2 separate regions of the Homo sapiens genome follow, and region 2 is linked to region 1. A link is an interaction called in ENCODE POLR2A ChIA-PET data of the cell type or tissue named here. Cell type or tissue: OCI-LY7. All regions are shown on one strand. Each heading gives the region's core, and the rest is flanking DNA. Links, peaks and the distances in the headings are about the cores only.

What was found. Peaks named below come from ENCODE experiments on the same cell type or tissue, not always from the same donor. Only the 100,000 strongest peaks of a DNase experiment are listed, where the experiment ranks them.
Region 2: POLR2A ChIA-PET joins it to region 1 with 6 read pairs; 2 of 35 experiments call an interaction of 5 or more read pairs at or near these places.

Annotation. Positions count from the first base shown.
Region 1 is chr11:121,491,310-121,499,879 of GRCh38, forward strand. It overlaps SORL1 (sortilin related receptor 1), which reads left to right. Exons shown (of 48, transcript NM_003105.6): 6 at 5,560-5,740. Among named protein-coding and RNA genes, the nearest start is that of SORL1-AS1, 43 kb to the left of the region's middle. RefSeq lists an enhancer at 6,830-7,330. In OCI-LY7, for the core only: no CTCF peak of the experiment used is centred there; a DNase peak (open chromatin) is centred at 3,562; H3K4me3 peaks cover 1,649 bases; H3K27ac peaks cover 5,560 bases.
Region 2 is chr11:121,558,987-121,567,556 of GRCh38, forward strand. SORL1 (sortilin related receptor 1) reads left to right here. Exons shown (of 48, transcript NM_003105.6): 21 at 533-671; 22 at 7,954-8,127. Among named protein-coding and RNA genes, the nearest start is that of SORL1-AS1, 110 kb to the left of the region's middle. In OCI-LY7, for the core only: no CTCF peak of the experiment used is centred there; a DNase peak (open chromatin) is centred at 8,055; H3K27ac peaks cover 4,097 bases.

The DNA of each region.
Region 1 (8,570 bases), core at 209-8,208:
ACTTCTAGAAGTAAATAGTAATATACTTATCGTAATTTACTATTACAGTGATAAAGTAGTATAGGATCTTGAATTATATGAATTTGTACATGTGCAGGCAAATGTGTAGGACAGATTTCTAGGAGTGGGTATGCTGGGTCAGTGGGTTTATCTAACAGCTATCCATTCACTCACATGGATGACTGATAGATATTGCAAACTTGACCCCTCGCAAATTGACTCTTGATCTTCACCACCCCAAATCAGCTCCACCTATAACTTTTCTCATTTGCTCAGGCCAAAATCTTTGGAGTCATCGTTGATTTCACATTTGTTTTATGCTTTACATTCATTCTATCAGGAAATCCTATTGGCTTCACCTTCAGTATATATCTAGAATCTTCTACTCAGGTACCACTTCTAGTGCCAGCCTCCAGTGTCATTGCTCATTAGTCTCCCAACTAGTCTTTCTGCGTTTACTCTTGTTTTTCTATCATTAATTCTCAGCATGTGGTCAGTTTGAGTCTATTCAAATAAATTAGATCATTTTGTTCCTCTGCTTTGAACCCTTTAATGCTTCATCATTTCTCTCAGATTAAATGTCAGATACCTTCTTACCACAGGGAACAGGATATTTGCAATTGCTGTTTTCTCTGCCTAAAATGCTGTTACCAAAGATATACTTACTGCTTACTCCCTTACCTCATTCCAGTCTTTGCTCAAATAACATCTTCTAAATGAAGCCCACCTCATTTATGCCCACCTTAGGATCCTATTTAAAATTGCACCTGGCCAAGTGCGGTGGCTCATGCCTGTAATCCCAGCACCTTGGGAGGCCGAGGTGGGTGGACCATCTGAGGTCAGGAGTTCGAGACCAGCCTGGCCAACATGATGAAACCCCATCTCCACTAAAAACACAAAAAGTAGCTGGGCATGGTGGCGGGTGCCTGTAGTCCCAGCTACTCGGGAGGCTGAGGCAGGAGAATCGCTTGAACCCGGTAGGTGGAGGTTGCAGTGAGCTGAGATTGCGTCACTGCACTCCAGCCTGTGCGACAGACCAAGACACTGTCTCAATAAATAAATAAATAAATAATAACTGTCTCAATGAATGAATGAATGAATGAATAAAAATAAAATTGCACCTACTCCCCCATTACTCCCAATCTCCTGTACTGTGTTCTGTTCTGTTTTGCAGAGCACTTTACCACATTCTAATATACTATTATTATGCTTATTATTTGTCTTTCTCCCTTCAATAGAATGAAAGCTTCCCAAGGGCAAGGACTTTTGTAAGTTTTGTGCACTGATATATCCACAGTGAATAAATCCTTAAAATTGTAACTTTGGTAGAGAGTGCCAGATTTGATATAGAAAGTGTCAAGTTTGCACTCATCTCAACAATATAGAATAGTGTCTCCCTCCACAGCCAATGTGTTAGGGAAGAAATATTATCTCTGTGGTTTAATTTGCATTTTCCTTATTATGAGTTAGAACATCTTTTAATCTGCTTAAGGGTCATTTTTTTTTTTTTTTGAGACGGAGTCTTGCTCTGTTGCCCAGGCTGGAGTGCAGTGGCGTGATCTTGGCTCACTGCAACCTCCGTCTCCAGGGTTCAAGCAATTCTCTGCCTCAGCCTCCTGAGTAGCTGGGATTACAGGTGCCTGCCACCACGCCTGGCTAATTTTATTTATTTTTATTTTATATTTTTTAGTGAGAGTCTCACTCTGTTACCCAGGCTGGAGTGCAGTGACACTATCATAGCTTACAGCAGCTTCAAACTCTTGGGCTCAAGTGATCCTCCCACCTCACCCTCTCAAGTAGCTAGGACTACAGGCATGTGCAGCCATCCCTAGCTAATTTTTACATTTTTTTGTAGAAAGGAGGTCTCCCTATGTTTCCCAGGCTGATCTCAAACACCTGGCCTCAAGCAATCCTCCCACCTTGGCCTTCCAAAGTGCTGGGATTATGGTTTGTTTTATTTATTTGTTTGTTTGTCTGTTTAAGTATGACCAGGCTGGAGTGTAGTAGCGTGATCTTGGCTCACAGCAACCTCTGCCTCCCGGATTCAAGTGATTCTCCTGTCTCAGTCTCCCGAGAAGCTGGGATTACAGGCACCCACCACCATGCCTGGCTAATTTTTGTATTTTTAGTAGATATGAAGTTTCACCATGTTGGCCAGGCTGGTCTTGAACTCCCAACCTTAGGTGATCCACCCACCTTGGCCTCCCAAAGTGCTGAGATTACAGGTGTGAGCCACCGTGCCTGATCTCATGCCTGTTTTCTATTTGATTATTAGTCTTTTCATTGTTGGTTTCAAGGAGCTCTTTATATATTCGAGATTAGCCCTTTGGCTGTGATATGAGATAGATCGTATGTGTGTGTATTTATATTTCTATCTCCTAGTTTTTCATTTGTTTTTAGACTTTTACTTGTAATTTTAGTCCTCATTAAGTGTAATGGTCCCAGAAGATGTAGATACTGCCTTTGTTTCTTTTAGTTCTCCATGTAAAGTGAAATGTCTTTTAGTTGGTATTGCTTCCTTAGTAATAGAGGTAAAGATGGAGCTGGTATGTTGAGGAGCCTTACAGCTGACCATCATCAGACACCCATAGATTCTGTTTATGTTTCCACAGAGGGTAGCTGTTTCTGACCCTTTTGTTATTTTCCTTGAGCAAAAGTTGTGGGATCTTAGTGAAATTATAACCACAGTCTCATCCAAGGACACCCTCTGCTCAAGGAGAACCATTAGAACTTTCTTCTGCTTTATTTGAATTTTAAGGGGAAAAATTGTTCTTTTATCTGCTTAAGAAACTATAAATTAAGAGGGCAAACCAGCAGAATTACTAGATAAGGGAACATACAATTTAGAAATTTTAAGTTCTAAAATCATATTGTACCTTCTGCCTCTGTGTAGATATACAGATATCCTGGGAGAAAGGACTGGTTTATCTCATTGAAGCTAATGACATGTCGGTTAGGGGATTTTAGGCTATTTGTGGGATTTCTCCCCCTAGGTTTCCCCATAATAAGTGAAAGCGTAATCTAGTCTCTCAGAATAATGATATACATTTGTTCAACAATGCTTGGCGAGTTGGGAGCAGCAGGAGTGGGAAAGCTAAAAATTTACATGGTCCGGAGCTTGAGATTGGCAAGACAGAACAGTGGAAGACCTGGAGGGGGCTGAGGGGACTCAAAGATACCCTGTGGAGCATCATTGAGGGATTTCAGGTGAGGCCAGGTGAGGCTGGTGACTGCTCAGAGATAGAGCAAGGATTGGAATTTCTCAATGAGGACAAAGACAATAGAAAGTAGGTGTCAGTGAGCGTAAGACATTGGAAGTCTAAGTGATTGCAAAGTATGAGAACTTGTAGGTGGAGCAGCTTGCAGAAATGGGAGGTCCAAATATGGATTACGGAAGAAAATTGGGATGAAAGTCACAGTTCTTTCTATCTCTAGGTGTTGGCTGCTGCTTTTGGCTAGGAAGGAATAATAGAGGTGAGCTGGGTCTCAAAATAGCTCAATAAAGGTTCCTTCCTCTCTGCCGTTTTAAAAATACCAAGCAGCCTCATTTTAATTTGCATATCCTCTGGCTAGAGGAAGTACTTTAATCAGTACTTCTAATTGTGGAAAAGAAGAGAACATGCCACCACCCGCCCACACATGCACACAGAGGATCTGATAATGAAGAATAGTGTTCTCCCACACTAGGACCAAAGCTGCTGGTTTCTCCGTTGCCCTAAGAATCCAGATTGTAGGGCAAAACTCAAGTCTTGCTCCCATTGTAAAAAGAAGCTCTTTTTTCTTTGTTTTTTCAAGACAGGGTATTGCTCTGTTGCCCAGGCTGGAGTGCAGTGGCACAATCATGGCTCACCCAGCCTCAAACTTCCAGGCTTCAATCCACCCACCTCAGCCTCCTGAGTAGCTGGGGCTACAGGTGTACGCCAGCATACCTGGCTAATTTTTTTAAATTTATTTTTTGTAGAGGTGGAGTCTCACTATGTTGCCCAGGCTGGTCTTGAACTCTTGGGTTCAAATGGTCCCCCTCCCTACCCTGGCCTCAGCCTCCCAAAGTGTTGGGATTACAGGTGTGACCCACTACATCTGGCAAAAGAGGTTCTTGTTTTTCTGTTTCTTATTTTCCTTTTTGGGAGGGGTGGGGGGAATATGCTCTTGACAGTATATCTCTGAAGGAATTTGACACGATTACCTTCATTATTCTGAGAGCCATCATGCATATGGGATTGTATAAGGGCAGTTACCTAACTGAGGCCTTCTGCTTTTCCTTGAGTCATCACTCTGTATTCTCACTACAAGACTATCTTCCCGACTTTACCATTTATTTTTTCCATTTGCTGAATGGTTCCCATGGCCTTGGTGTTCTTGAGAATGTTAGGAGACCTGGAGCAGATAAGTTGTCCTCTGAGCTGCTGTGTGGGGATTCTTGGGGGATCACTGGCTCAGAAGTTCTTCTCCAAGGTAGTTTGGCCTGGTCATTCTATGTTTTCATTTTGGATTAGCTTCTTGAATTGCCCCACAGATCCAATGCAGAAAGTATCTCTTCAGCTAGGAATACTATAGGGTAAAATGAAATCTAAGACATGGCCTTCCGAGGCATCTATACTGTGTCTAGGAAGCTCAGACAAATACATAATGGTGAACAATAAAATACAGTGTCTAAGAGGCATTACTGCATAAAGGAATAAGACTGATTCTAAAAAATCACCCAACTAAAGGGGTTTTATACCTTTGTTTGGAGTTCAAACTCATGTAAAAGGCTTGGAATTGGATGCTGCAGAGGGATGTTATTGCTAGTGTTGGGAGAAGAGAGGACAGCACTGAGGAAGGCTTCCTGGAAGATGAAGACTTGAACTTGATGACAGAGGAGAGTAGGAATTGGATGGAGGGATCAGAGTGCGTGCAGAGGGCATCTCCTCACGAGAGTGTGGTGTTTGCAAAAGCACAGTGGGAGAAAGGTGCCCTCCCTTTCTGAAGGACATCAAGGAGATCAGTATGTTTGAGAAAGAGTTTGTGGAAGAGCCTCATGGGAGACGAAATGCACAGGCAGCTCCAGATTGCCTAGATCCATGACATTGGTAGGGGACAGGGCAGAGACAGGGCAGCGTCACTTGGAAGGATCAGGCTCAGAGGTTCATGGTGTGGTTTCTCCAGTAATGTTCTTCAGAGGATGTAGCACCTTGGGAAAACTCTCCTTCATTCCTCTGAGATTCATAACTTTAGACCAGAAACTTGCTTATAGCTTCAAGCAGTCCCTTGCTTATTAATTTTGAAACATTTTATCTTGTACTACTACTTTTTGCTCTTCCTAAGCAGGGCAGGGTTGCCTTGAGCTAAACCCAGGATGCTTTGAAAACAACATAAAACACCTTGCAAATGGCAATTTGTCCCCTCTATCCTGAGTCAAGGAGTAACCAAAGGGATATGTTTGAGGCACAGAGAGTATGATCTGTGGGTCACACCATGGTAGGCCTAAACTCTAGTTGATTATCCCATTGCAAAACTTCCATGCCTCTAGTAATTAAATGTGCAAATGATAACAACCTTTTTTTTTTTTTCTGCCAGGGGAATTGATCCCTATGACAAACCAAATACCATCTACATTGAACGACATGAACCCTCTGGCTACTCCACTGTCTTCCGAAGTACAGATTTCTTCCAGTCCCGGGAAAACCAGGAAGTGATCCTTGAGGAAGTGAGAGATTTTCAGCTTCGGGACAAGTACATGTTTGCTACAAAGGTGGTGGTAAGTTGAATGTACTAAAGAATAAACTACTTTTGAGTTTCCTTTGTGAAGTTTGGCATTCTGTGATTAAACAGGTGAGTTTGCATACACAGGAATTGGAAGGATGTGCTTGGGACAGATTGACTGAAGGGATCTCAACATTGACAACATTGACGAACATTCCGAAAGGGCTTGGCAGGTGCTAGGAAGTCAGAGGAGTGGAGAGGCCTAGGACAAACACTCAAAGTGGCTCTAGGCTCTAGGAATTTGGTTGTTTCCTGGTAGCCAAGCATCCTTGACAAAGACGTATTTCTTTGAAATCCCAATGAAAAGAACAAAGAATGGAGAGGGGAGGGTGGCTCAGTGGCTTCTTTCCTTTAATCCCACTGCCTGATTTCCTTTAAACTTATGCTGATTTCTTTGAGATTTTTCAACACATGTCAATTTACATGGCTAATAGGATGTGTAGTCATTGGCTAGTGGGAGTTAATGCTCTAAGAAAAGCAGTAATTAAGCTTCCAGCTGTCAGTAAGTAGCTTAACTCTCAGCCTTTGGGAAAATCTTCCCCTTGATTTGATGTGTTGGAGCCAGATGCCGAAATGGTGGGCTTGCTCATTCAAAACCAGAGTTGATTACTTAACAGGACTTGTCTTGAAATTGTATTGAGTTCAGTCTTTATCACCCTGGTTGTAAAGGAAAAAACCAGGCCCAGTCAAGGGCAGGTGGGGCTCTTATTTCTGGGAGGCTACTAGCTTGCTTTCCTGATGGTGCCCTTCCCTTGTTGACTCAGGGTCTGTTGAAGGCCTTTGCTAACTGGGAGGTTACTCTGTTGTCTTTCACTGTTAACCTTAGAGACTGAAATCAGACGTAATCTTTTCCTTCAGATTCTCATTTACTTCTATAATTGGTAGCAGGCCAGGTGGAAGTAGGTCAACCTTCTTAGTAGGATTTTAGGGTCAAGAGAGGATCTCCCCAGCAGGAAAAGCAGGGAGTAAGGACAGAATGAGAAGAGAGATGTGGGTGGCTAAAGGCTAGAGGCATTTCCAGTTACATACCTTGCAAAATGTTCTGAAAAACCATTAGCCTATGGCAGTTTTTCTTGTCAGGCCATTTGCATTGACCCATAGACATTGGTTCAGTGCCTTCCTGCCTTGACTGTTTCTTTATCTTTCTCTTAAACACACATGCACAAATATGTACAGCAGCCCAGAAACATAAGCATCCTCGAATGGCTTTGGGCAGGGATGGGGTGATGGGAACACACAGATAAGAAATCAGGCCCAAGCACTGGTGCCTTGTGACATCAGTTGGACAGTCTTGAGTTTTCAGTATGGTCTAAAACCTTGTCTTCAGTTCTCCAGGGTTTATAGGCCTTTTCTGCCTTAATGCCTTGGGCCTGGAGTTATTGTGTGATTTTAATTCTGAACTCTAAAACACATTGACTGACTGCCTGGTTTGTCCTCCTTTTTGCTTGAACCAGGGCAGGATGGATAGCTGTTGTGCATTTCTCTTAACCGGGTTATTTCTAGGTGTCACGGTCGAGAGTTTAAGTTATATCCCAGCTGGGCCGGGCATGGTGGCTCATGCCTGTAATCCCAGCACTTTGGGAGTCTGAGGTGGGTGGATCACTTGAGGTCAGTAGTTTGAGACGAGCCTGGTCAACATGGTGAAACCCCGTCTCTACTAAAAATACAAAAATTAGTCTGGTGTGGTGGCACATGCTTGTAATCCCAGCTACTCGGAAGGCCGAGGCAGGAGAATTGCTTGAATTTGGGAGGTGGAGGTTGCAGTGAGCCAAAATCATGCCATTGCACTCCAATCTGAGCAACAGAGCAAGACTCTGTCTCAAAAAAAAAAAAAAGTTATATTCTAGCTGGAGCTTTCTGTGCCCTCCATTCTAGTCTAACAGCTATGTCTGTTCTCCAGATGTATCTGATTTACAGAGTGCCTGTGGTGAGTTTTTAATTAAACCTGGCCAGTGGTAAGATTAGGGGTCATGTTTGTTTTGATCTCACCGATACAGTACCCAGTGCCTTGCGCTATGTTTGATACGCAGCAGATGCGCAATAGAGTTGAATGAATGCCATGTTTGCCCACCTAATTTAAAAAGTAGTCAATTTTTAGAAATTTGGTGGGAGACGTATTAAATTTTTGGTACTTTTATAGGCAATTCTTAACTCTCTGTATGGCTTATTTATTTATATGCTGTTGGTGGCAAAATTGTAGTTATGAGCTGGCTCCTCCTTCTGCACATGGATGAGCCACCAGATTCCAGGGTCAGTGGTATTAGTGAGAGGATGTAGGTAAGATGAGTTAGGCCACCACTGAGAGGTGTTTCCCAAATTGTGGTCTTAGGAGTACCCACGTCAGCATCAGGCAAGGACAGTTGTTACAAGTGCAGATTGCAGGGCTCAAATGCACTTTTCCCCAGATCATCCCAAGGTTGTCTAACAATCACCAGTTTGAGAAACTCTGCCCTGAGCCTTCTACAGGCAGATGCTTCAAATGACAGAGTTGTACTACTGTCTAGGGAATATTTCTCAAGGGATGGATTGATGGGAAAAGAAACACAACTGGCTGTGGATAGCACACAAAATATGTGCTTTCCTCCTTTTTATTACATCAGACTGCTAAACGACAAGGATAAACAAAGTTGGCCTCGGTCAGATAATCCCCTCCCAGTAAGAGTGTTGAAACCTGCAAGTGTAACTTTTTATCTGGGGTCTGCCTAGCTCTAAGGCTGCCTGAGCTTGGGAAATTCCAGCTGGCTTTAGTGTTAAATGAATTCAAATCAAATTGGGAAAATCAAAGAACTGATTTTAAAGCTACAGAAAGCTGGTTTTGCATGATT
Region 2 (8,570 bases), core at 512-8,511, 68 kb after region 1:
TATGGAGGGATGCCAGGCAGAGGCGCCAAGGGTCCAGGCTCCCCTGCTGTTCACATTTCAAAAGGTTAAAAGTGAAGGCTCTTCCCATGAACATTCCCAGTTTGCCCCTCAGTGTCAGTAGCCTCATTTCAGGGTGGTGTCTTCATTTTTTGTGCGCTTTGCTCACTTTATTCTCTGATGACTTCCGGTGAGCTCTGCACCACCTATAGTGCCTTGCAGTTCTTTTTCGACTCTGGAGAGCAACATGGCTCTTCCCAACTCTGGGAAACAGATTTCAAACTGAGGGGGTTGGGTTTGTGTCATAAACTTGAATGCTTATCAGATAGTTTCTTTTGGGCAGTTTCTTCTGTGGGGTTATATGGTGAGGTTTGGATAAAATTGCTGTCCTTTGCATTTAAGTAGAATCTTGATCAGGCTAGTCATTCAGCCAATAAATGTTAGTTGTCTCCTGCCTGGGGGAACTCTTACCCTTAGAGAGAACCAGAATAAAGAACGAAAGAGCTGGACTAATGGGCAAAGGTTTTCTTTTTAGAATGAAATCTACTGGGATGACTGGTCACAGCTCAGCATATTCCGAGCTTCCAAATACAGTGGGTCCCAGATGGAGATTCTGGCAAACCAGCTCACGGGGCTCATGGACATGAAGATTTTCTACAAGGGGAAGAACACTGGTAAGCCAGAGTCTCTTCTTTTGTCTCTGTAGAGTTGATCTCAAGAAAGGGGCTGCGTGTGGCCAATCTCTGCTCAGAGTAGGAGCTGGCAGCCTGCATCTTTGTTGTCACGACAACATGCACATTATTTAATTTCTTCCTAATGACATCTTAATTTCTTTTCTAATGATACACAAACAGCTGGAAGACAGCATGCTTTTGCCTGCCTAGAGTGTTGGTGCTTGGTGGGTAATTACACCCTCCTCCTGCCCTTGGCCCCTGACTGATTGGTGGCGCGGCTTCTGTTGCAGCTGGGAGAGTCCTAACATGTGCTTAATCCCTGTTTGGCATGCTTGCAGGAAGAGACTCTGTGCTGGGTGCTCAGATAGTTGTTGCTTCCTGACAGGGCCTCTTGCTTGTTCTCTGGTTGCCCAGATGACCTATTGCTCATTGACCGTACCTACCTCTGCTGGAATGGCACTGTGTAGTTAGGTGTTGTTTTAATTAACTTTTCCCACCATGAAACCCTAAACCCCATGAAGAAAGAGATGGTCTTTTTTATTCCCCGATAGTTTTACCAGTGTCTAGCACTTTGTAGGTGCTCAATTCATATTTGTTGAAAGAATAAGGGATGAAAAGGGAGGGGAAGAATTGCAGTGGGTGCAGACAGTAGCTGTCTTAGAGATCTACTGGGTGAGGCTTCAAGAACTGCTATGAGGCTTTGACCTGCTAGTCCTGGAGTCTGAGACTATTCAGTGGAAAGCCTTTATCATTTCATGACTGCTCTTTGATTTTGCTTATCTCCCAGCCATACTATTGATTCTAGAGGAGAAAGATCAGAGGATTACCAGGAAGAATAGTCCCTTTAAGAATTTCCCTCTTTATCTCAGCAGGATTAAATGGCATCCTGGGTTTGCTGATTCTCCTTTATTGACAAACTGCTAAGTTTTCTGTTCTTAACTGGAATGTTGATATTGTTTTATGGTTCTTGGCTGACCCTATACTAGGAGAAAATTGACAGGGGAAATAATACTGTTATAGATATCATTGTTATCCTCTTGGGATTGTGAAGATAGCATGAGAACACCCTGGGAAAACTATAAAGTGTCTTACAAATGTAAGACGATATTATTTGTTATGTCTTCACCACTGACCTGTGAGGTAGGGAAGGCTGGTATTATGATCCATGGTTTATAGATTAGGGAATTAAATCTCAGATATGAATTAGCTTTCCCAAAATATCCTCACTAGTTTAGGGGCTGGCCTTTTGTTGCAATTCTGCCGCTAAATGGAGAAGTCACATTCTTTCTTAGAGGAGGCACCTGTTTTAGAATCAGGAGAGTTGAAGGAATCTTGCTTCTCAGCTCCAGTGACTGAAATCTTCAGACCTTTGTTTAATGGAGGACATCCACCCCTACTGATCTGACTTGCTAGCTAGCAGAGTGGATTTTTAGTATTTCTCCAAGTGGATTTTTAGCATTTCTCCATGTTACCACTTAGTCCAGAAGAGTGGGTCTTCATTTTTACAAGTGCTTGTATGCATGTGCTTGTTTGATTTGCACACAGGAGCTTCTGAAACACTGTGTGCAGATGAAGCCAGTGGCTACCCGGTCACAACTTACTTCCCAGTCTTGACTGTCCACTTCATCCCAAGAACTTGGGCACAGCTGACATGCAGTCACACCTGTGACTGAGGAGCAGTGCGGGAGGAGAGAGTTTGTGGTCTCAGCACATGCAAACGTGGTGTCTTGGTGCCAGTCAGACAGGTCTGCAATCCTCACCTTAGGTGTAGTTTCCCTTTCATGCCTCAAAGAGTCATCTTCATTTAAGTTAGCCAGAGTCATTTTGGGGCCCAGAGTGAGGTCTGGATAGATGACAGGCTGGTTTAAAAGGGAGATATGTATTAGCAGGGCATAGTGGCACATGCCTGTAGTCTCAGCTCCTCAGGAGGCGGAGGTGGGAGCATCACCTGAGCTCGGGAGGTTGAGGCTGCAGTTAGCCAAGGTCGTGCTGCTGCACTCCATCCTGGGTGACAGAGTGAGACCCTGTCACCGAAAAAAAAAAAAAAAAAGGCTGGGGGAGATCTGTGTTGGTGAGTAGAACACAGACCTGGACCTGTGCATGGGCGGCTGTGACTGTCCCTTTGGCCATGGCCAGTTGTCGCCTCTCTGCTCCTTTCTGTTTGCCTTTGGGATTTTCTCTTGCTGTCCTTTGGTTGTGAGCAGGATACTTCCAGGAGACCTACTGCCTCCAAACACAGGGCTGGAGAAAGACGTTTTTGTCTTTCTCTGCAGCCCAGTTTGGGTCAAATCAAAGCTTTTGCAGTGGTGTCTGGCTGTCAGCACTGTCTATGAGCACTCCGCACCTCTTGGCCTTGAACTTGTTTGCTCTAACCTGCTTGCTTTTTTTGGACACTGATAGGACACTTGCTTTTTTGGACATTGTATTACAGATCCACGGTGTGTGTTGGATCTAGCACTTGGAGAAATGCTAAAAATCCACTCTGCTAGCTAGCAAGTCAGATCAGTAGGGGTGGATGTCCTCCATCAAGCAAGGGCCTGAATATTTCAGTCACTGGAGCTGAGAAGCAAGATTCCTTCAACTCTCCTTATTTTAAAACAGGTGACTCCTCTAAGAAAGAATGTGACTCCTGTCCATCTTTATTATTTTTGTTGTCTCCTCCTAACACATTCGGGACTTTCTACAGTAGTCTCCTGCTTATTTGCCATTTTGCTTTCTGTGATTTCAGCTACCTGCGGTCAACCACTGTCCAAAAATATATATGGAAGATTCCAGAAATAAACAATGTATAAGATTTAAATTGCTTGCTGTTCTGAATAGTGTGATGAAATCTTGTACTGTCTCCTCCCTGTCCCACCTGGGATGTGAATCCTCCCTTTGTCCAGCGTCTCATGCTGTTGATGCTGCCGGCTCATTAGTCCCTTTAGGAGCCGGCTGGGTTATCAGGGTGTCAAAGTACTGCAGTTCTTGTACGCAAGGAACCCTTATTTTACTTCATGATGACCCTACACCTCAAGAGTAGTGATTCCAGTAATTTGGATATGCCAAAGGGAGGTTGTAAAGTGCTTCCTTTAGGGAAAGGGTGAAAGTTCTAGACTTAATAAGGGAGGAAAAAAAATCTTACACCGAGTTTGCTAAGATCTGCTGTAAGAACGAACCTTCTATCTCTGAAATTGTAAAGAAAGAAAAAGAAATTCATGCACAGTATAGGTTTGGTCCTATCTGCAGTTTCAGGTGTCAGCTAGGGGTCTTGGAATTGGGGGTTTTGGAATAAGAGGGGACTACTATATTAACCAAGTGTTAAATAATAATAATTGATAGTAACTACATGTATTGAGGGGTTGCTGTGTTATAAGTACCACAGTAATGTGCTTTGTGGGCTTGTATAACCTCACTTCGTCTTCCCAAAGACTTCTATATGTACTATCAATATTTCCATTTTATAGGTGAGAATATGAAAGTCTGGTTTAGTAACTTGTGTAGGTCACACTTTTAGTAAGTGGTAAGAATTTGCACTGTGGCCCGTTGACTTCAAAGCCTGAACTTCGATAAAACCACCCGGCTCTGCTCCCTCTGTCATGTGTTGCTAGAATAGCAGTGCCCTGGTAGTATGACAGCAGTTCAGAAGTACTGTTCTAGATTTTGATTGATGATGGTTCATAATAAAAATGTTGTTCAGTTGCAACATTTATCAATTTGAAATATTTGGTCCTTTATAGCTAGCTGGTTTTTATTTTTTATTTGTTTAGTTTTTTGGAGACAGAGTCTCGTTCTGTTACCCCGGCTGGAGTGCAGTGATGTGATCTTGGCTCACTGCAACCTCTGCCTCCTGGGTTCAAGCAATTCTCATGCCTCAGCCTCCTAAGTAGCTGGGACTAAAGGCATGTGCCACCATGCCTGGCTAATTTTTTGTATTTTAGTAGAGATTGGGTTTCACCATGTTGCCCAGGCTGGTCTTGAACTCCTGAGCTCAGGCAATCTGCACGCCCCGGCCTCCCAAAGTGCTAGGATTTACAGGTGTGAGCCACTGTGTCTGGCCACTAGCTGGTTTTTAAATGGTATAACTGGAATTTATTCTTTGTAAAGTGTGTTTTTTCTTTAAAGAGGTTACTTTACAAGATTGTTGATGTATTCAGTTGCTCCTGCGATGGCTCTTGGAGCTTTGGAATTCTTTTGCAGTTTTGGAATTCTCCTTTAGAGCCTGCAGTAAGTATGTGCTTTTAAGTATCTATAATGAGGGCACATATTTATTATTTGAGGTAGATTTGATTTTGATAATTGCCAAGTGTATAGATACTTGAGATGATGACATTTTTGGCTCCTAAAGTATTCCTGGAGGAATTTTCCAAACAGGAAATGTGAAAATGTTCTGAACATGCCCAGTGAAGACATCACGGGGCTATGTGTTTGATCTTCTAAGGGAATGTCTTTGAAGATGATTGTCCACTCTTCACATTGAGATAACGGTTTTCATATTGCCTGGTCCACTCAAGACAATTGTCATCCTGTATAAAGGGTCTGTGGCTGTGGTAGAACTGCCATCATAGGAGTTGGTGAATTACCCTTCCATCTTCTTCCAGCTTCTCTCTGATGCAGCTCTCCCATTTTCCATTCTCTGGCTTCAGACTAGCCTAGACATTCCTGCCCCTGCCTACCTCTTAGGATCAGTGACTTGGTTAGCTTGTTTTGCAGTTTGCCCCTGGTTACTGCCTCAGAGTACAGTTTCATACATTTCTGCCTAGATCAGCCTCCTGAAATATGATACCCCATTTTGAGTTCTCTACTCTTAGCTCTTCTTGCTTGTTTGGATAGGAATATTTGCTCTGCATATGAAAAGGTTAGTGAAATGATTTTACAGACATGATCCCTGTGAAAAAAATCATCCTGTAATAGAGTAGTTTTTTTTATTTGTTCGTTTTGTTTGTTTGTTTGTTTTTGAGACAGGCTCTGGCTCTGTTACCCAGGCTGGAGTGCAGTGGCGCCATCTCAGCTAACTGCAGCCTCTGTCTCCTGGGCTTAAGCAATCTTCCCACTTCAGCCTCTGAAGTGGCTGGGATCACAGATGTGTACCCGGCTAATTTTGCTTATTTTTTTTTTGTGGAGGCGGTCTTCACTATGTTGCTCAGGGTGGTCTCGAACTCCTGGGCTCGAGTGATCCTCCCACCTCGGCCTCCCAAACTGCTGGGATTACAGATGTGAGCCACTGCACCCAGCCGGTAATAGAGTATTTTAAAATAACATCATATTCCATTATTGTTCAGGATCTTGGAACATTGAGTGATATATTGTTCTTTGAATACAAAACACATGTTCCCACATCCTTGTTTGAGTTGTTTCTCATGAGTGGTGGCTCTATGTCAATTCTGCATTCCCTCTTGTAGCCAGTGGCCTGTACCTTTGAACTAAAGGAGCCATCTGTGCCCACTAATGGATCAGAGTGAAGGGATGTCTGGGACTTCTGCTCTAGTCAGCTGGTTAGTCTGCTATGGTAATTAAGCTGTTATGATTGATTATTTACTGAACCTTTTGGACTGTTTCATCATGTGGACTTCCCTTCCTCTGGAGGTGTATGTTTTCTCTCTATTTACTGAATCTTTTGGAATGTTTCATCATATGAACCTCCCTTCCTCTGGATGTGTGTGTTTTCTCTTTGGTAATACCTCTTACTCTTTTCCTTGGCATCATAATAACGTTGTTGCCATAGCATTGTGATTTTTATTTTTATTTGTAATGTAAATTAACCAATGATGTGCCCACACACCCAAAGCTACTGCGTATATTATCCATATCGACACTGATTATCATTCATGAACTTCGTCTAACCTGTAGGCCAGGATAGGCATGGCTTAGATGAATGCTTGGCTGGGTGGCAACAGATGATTTGGATATGGTGCTGAAGTGTGGGAGGGCATCTCTGTCCATGACATAGCACGAATGAAGAATTAGCAATTGAGTTTTATCTAAGTTTTTATGTTCATTTTTCCCATTTTCATGATTAATAATTGCAGTCAAAAGAAAAAACATGATTTCATAGTTTCTGTGACCCCATAGTTGTATCATGTTTCAGATTGTTATAAAATGGTTTATGCATCTTCTTACCTGCCATCCCCGGAACGATGTAGGGGATAGGATGGCACTTTTGCCATCCTCGTTCATCCACAAAGGCTCCTTCTCAAGAGTGCAGTGGTGGATTTTACGAACTCTCTCCGGTGCTGCCTTTAGTAAGCTGAACCAGAGAAAAGATTGGCAGGAGTGGGCTAGATCAGCATGAACTAGTCCTTACCTGAACACATTGCACAGCAGTGGCTGATGAGTACTGTGGTTGGCTCCTCCTTTAGCTCTTGAGGGGCACTCTGGCACAAAGGAATTGAGAAGGGGAGGCCTGGATTTTTGTCCTGGGCCCACCATTAACCAGGTGTATGTTCTAATTAAGGCCTTTGGGGCCCTAAGGAGCAGAAACCCACTCAAGCTAGCTCAAGTGAATGGTTTTATGGAATGAATAAAGGAGCCCAAAGATGAAAGTCTAGGAGAGCCTCATGGGGACTGGAGCTGTTCTTTCTCTTTCCCTCTCATTAGGCCTCTTCTCTCTGTAAGCCTCTTTCTTTTTAAAAAAAAAATTATTCGGAATTTTGAAGGCAATGTTCAACTATATTATAGCCACTAGTGTTGTAATTGAGAAGTCCAAAGACATTCTGGTTCTTTTTTAAATTAAAAAAAAAAATTTTTTTTAAGGGATAGGATCTTGCTATATTGCCCAGGCTGGATTCGAGCTACCAGGCTCAAGTGATCCTCCTGCCTCAGCCTCCTGAGTAGCTGGGGCTACAGGTGCGTGCTGCCATGCCTGGCCTCCTTAAGTCTCTTTTAGTCTCCTGACGGTCTGCAGACTGAGCTTATCTGCATACCCAGAGTTTTGACTTCCACACGGTTTTGGCTTGCCATGTGCCACTTCAACACCCATGCTCTGTGACCCTTTCCCTGGCTCCAGCTCCTTGGTTGCTTTCTTGTCTTTCAGTGACCCAATTACAAATTCCCAGGAGGAACCCTGCTGCCTGGCTTGGCTCTGGGGCAGTCTGATCTGGCTGAAGACAGGATGCAAGTCACTGGTTATACTGAGCAGAAGTTTTCAGCACAGTAGGCGCCCCAAAGCTTGCCACTTGACCCTTGAGAGCTTCTCGCTGTCCTTTCCGTAAGACGAGGAGGTTGCAGTGGGTCTCCTTCTTGTATTCAGTACCTCCCTCATGGTGTGTATTAACCTACCTGCTGCTGTTTGTCTTCCCTCCAGGAAGCAATGCCTGTGTGCCCAGGCCATGCAGCCTGCTGTGCCTGCCCAAGGCCAACAACAGTAGAAGCTGCAGGTGTCCAGAGGATGTGTCCAGCAGTGTGCTTCCATCAGGGGACCTGATGTGTGACTGCCCTCAGGGCTATCAGCTCAAGAACAATACCTGTGTCAAACAAGGTACTTCCCTTTTTCTTTTTTGCCTGTCATCCTCCTTCCTTTGTTTCCTGCTCCCCGCCAGGGGAGGGAGGGATAGCTCTCTGTTTCCTAACCTTTTCGTGTTATTGGAAAAAGTCCAAGGTAAAAATCAAACCTACCAGATACTCATAAGAATACTGGTTTGGGTTCTAAGTCCTGGTAAGGGTCAAAGAGGCCCTTCAGTCCTCACTCAGAACAGGCCTATGCTGTACCTTTCTAAGTAGTAGCTGTGGTTTTTGGTTTCATGTCAGATGGCACAGGCTTTCTTCAGGGTCTCCCTTTTTATTCTTTTGCTTCTTCCTCTCCTCACCCATCCCTCACATCCAGGTTTCTTACCTGCTCCTGTTTTGCATAAGTTGGACCAACCTGATTGGGAAAAATAACCAGTGTGACTCCTTCCGCGTTTACTCTCACCTAACGGTTGT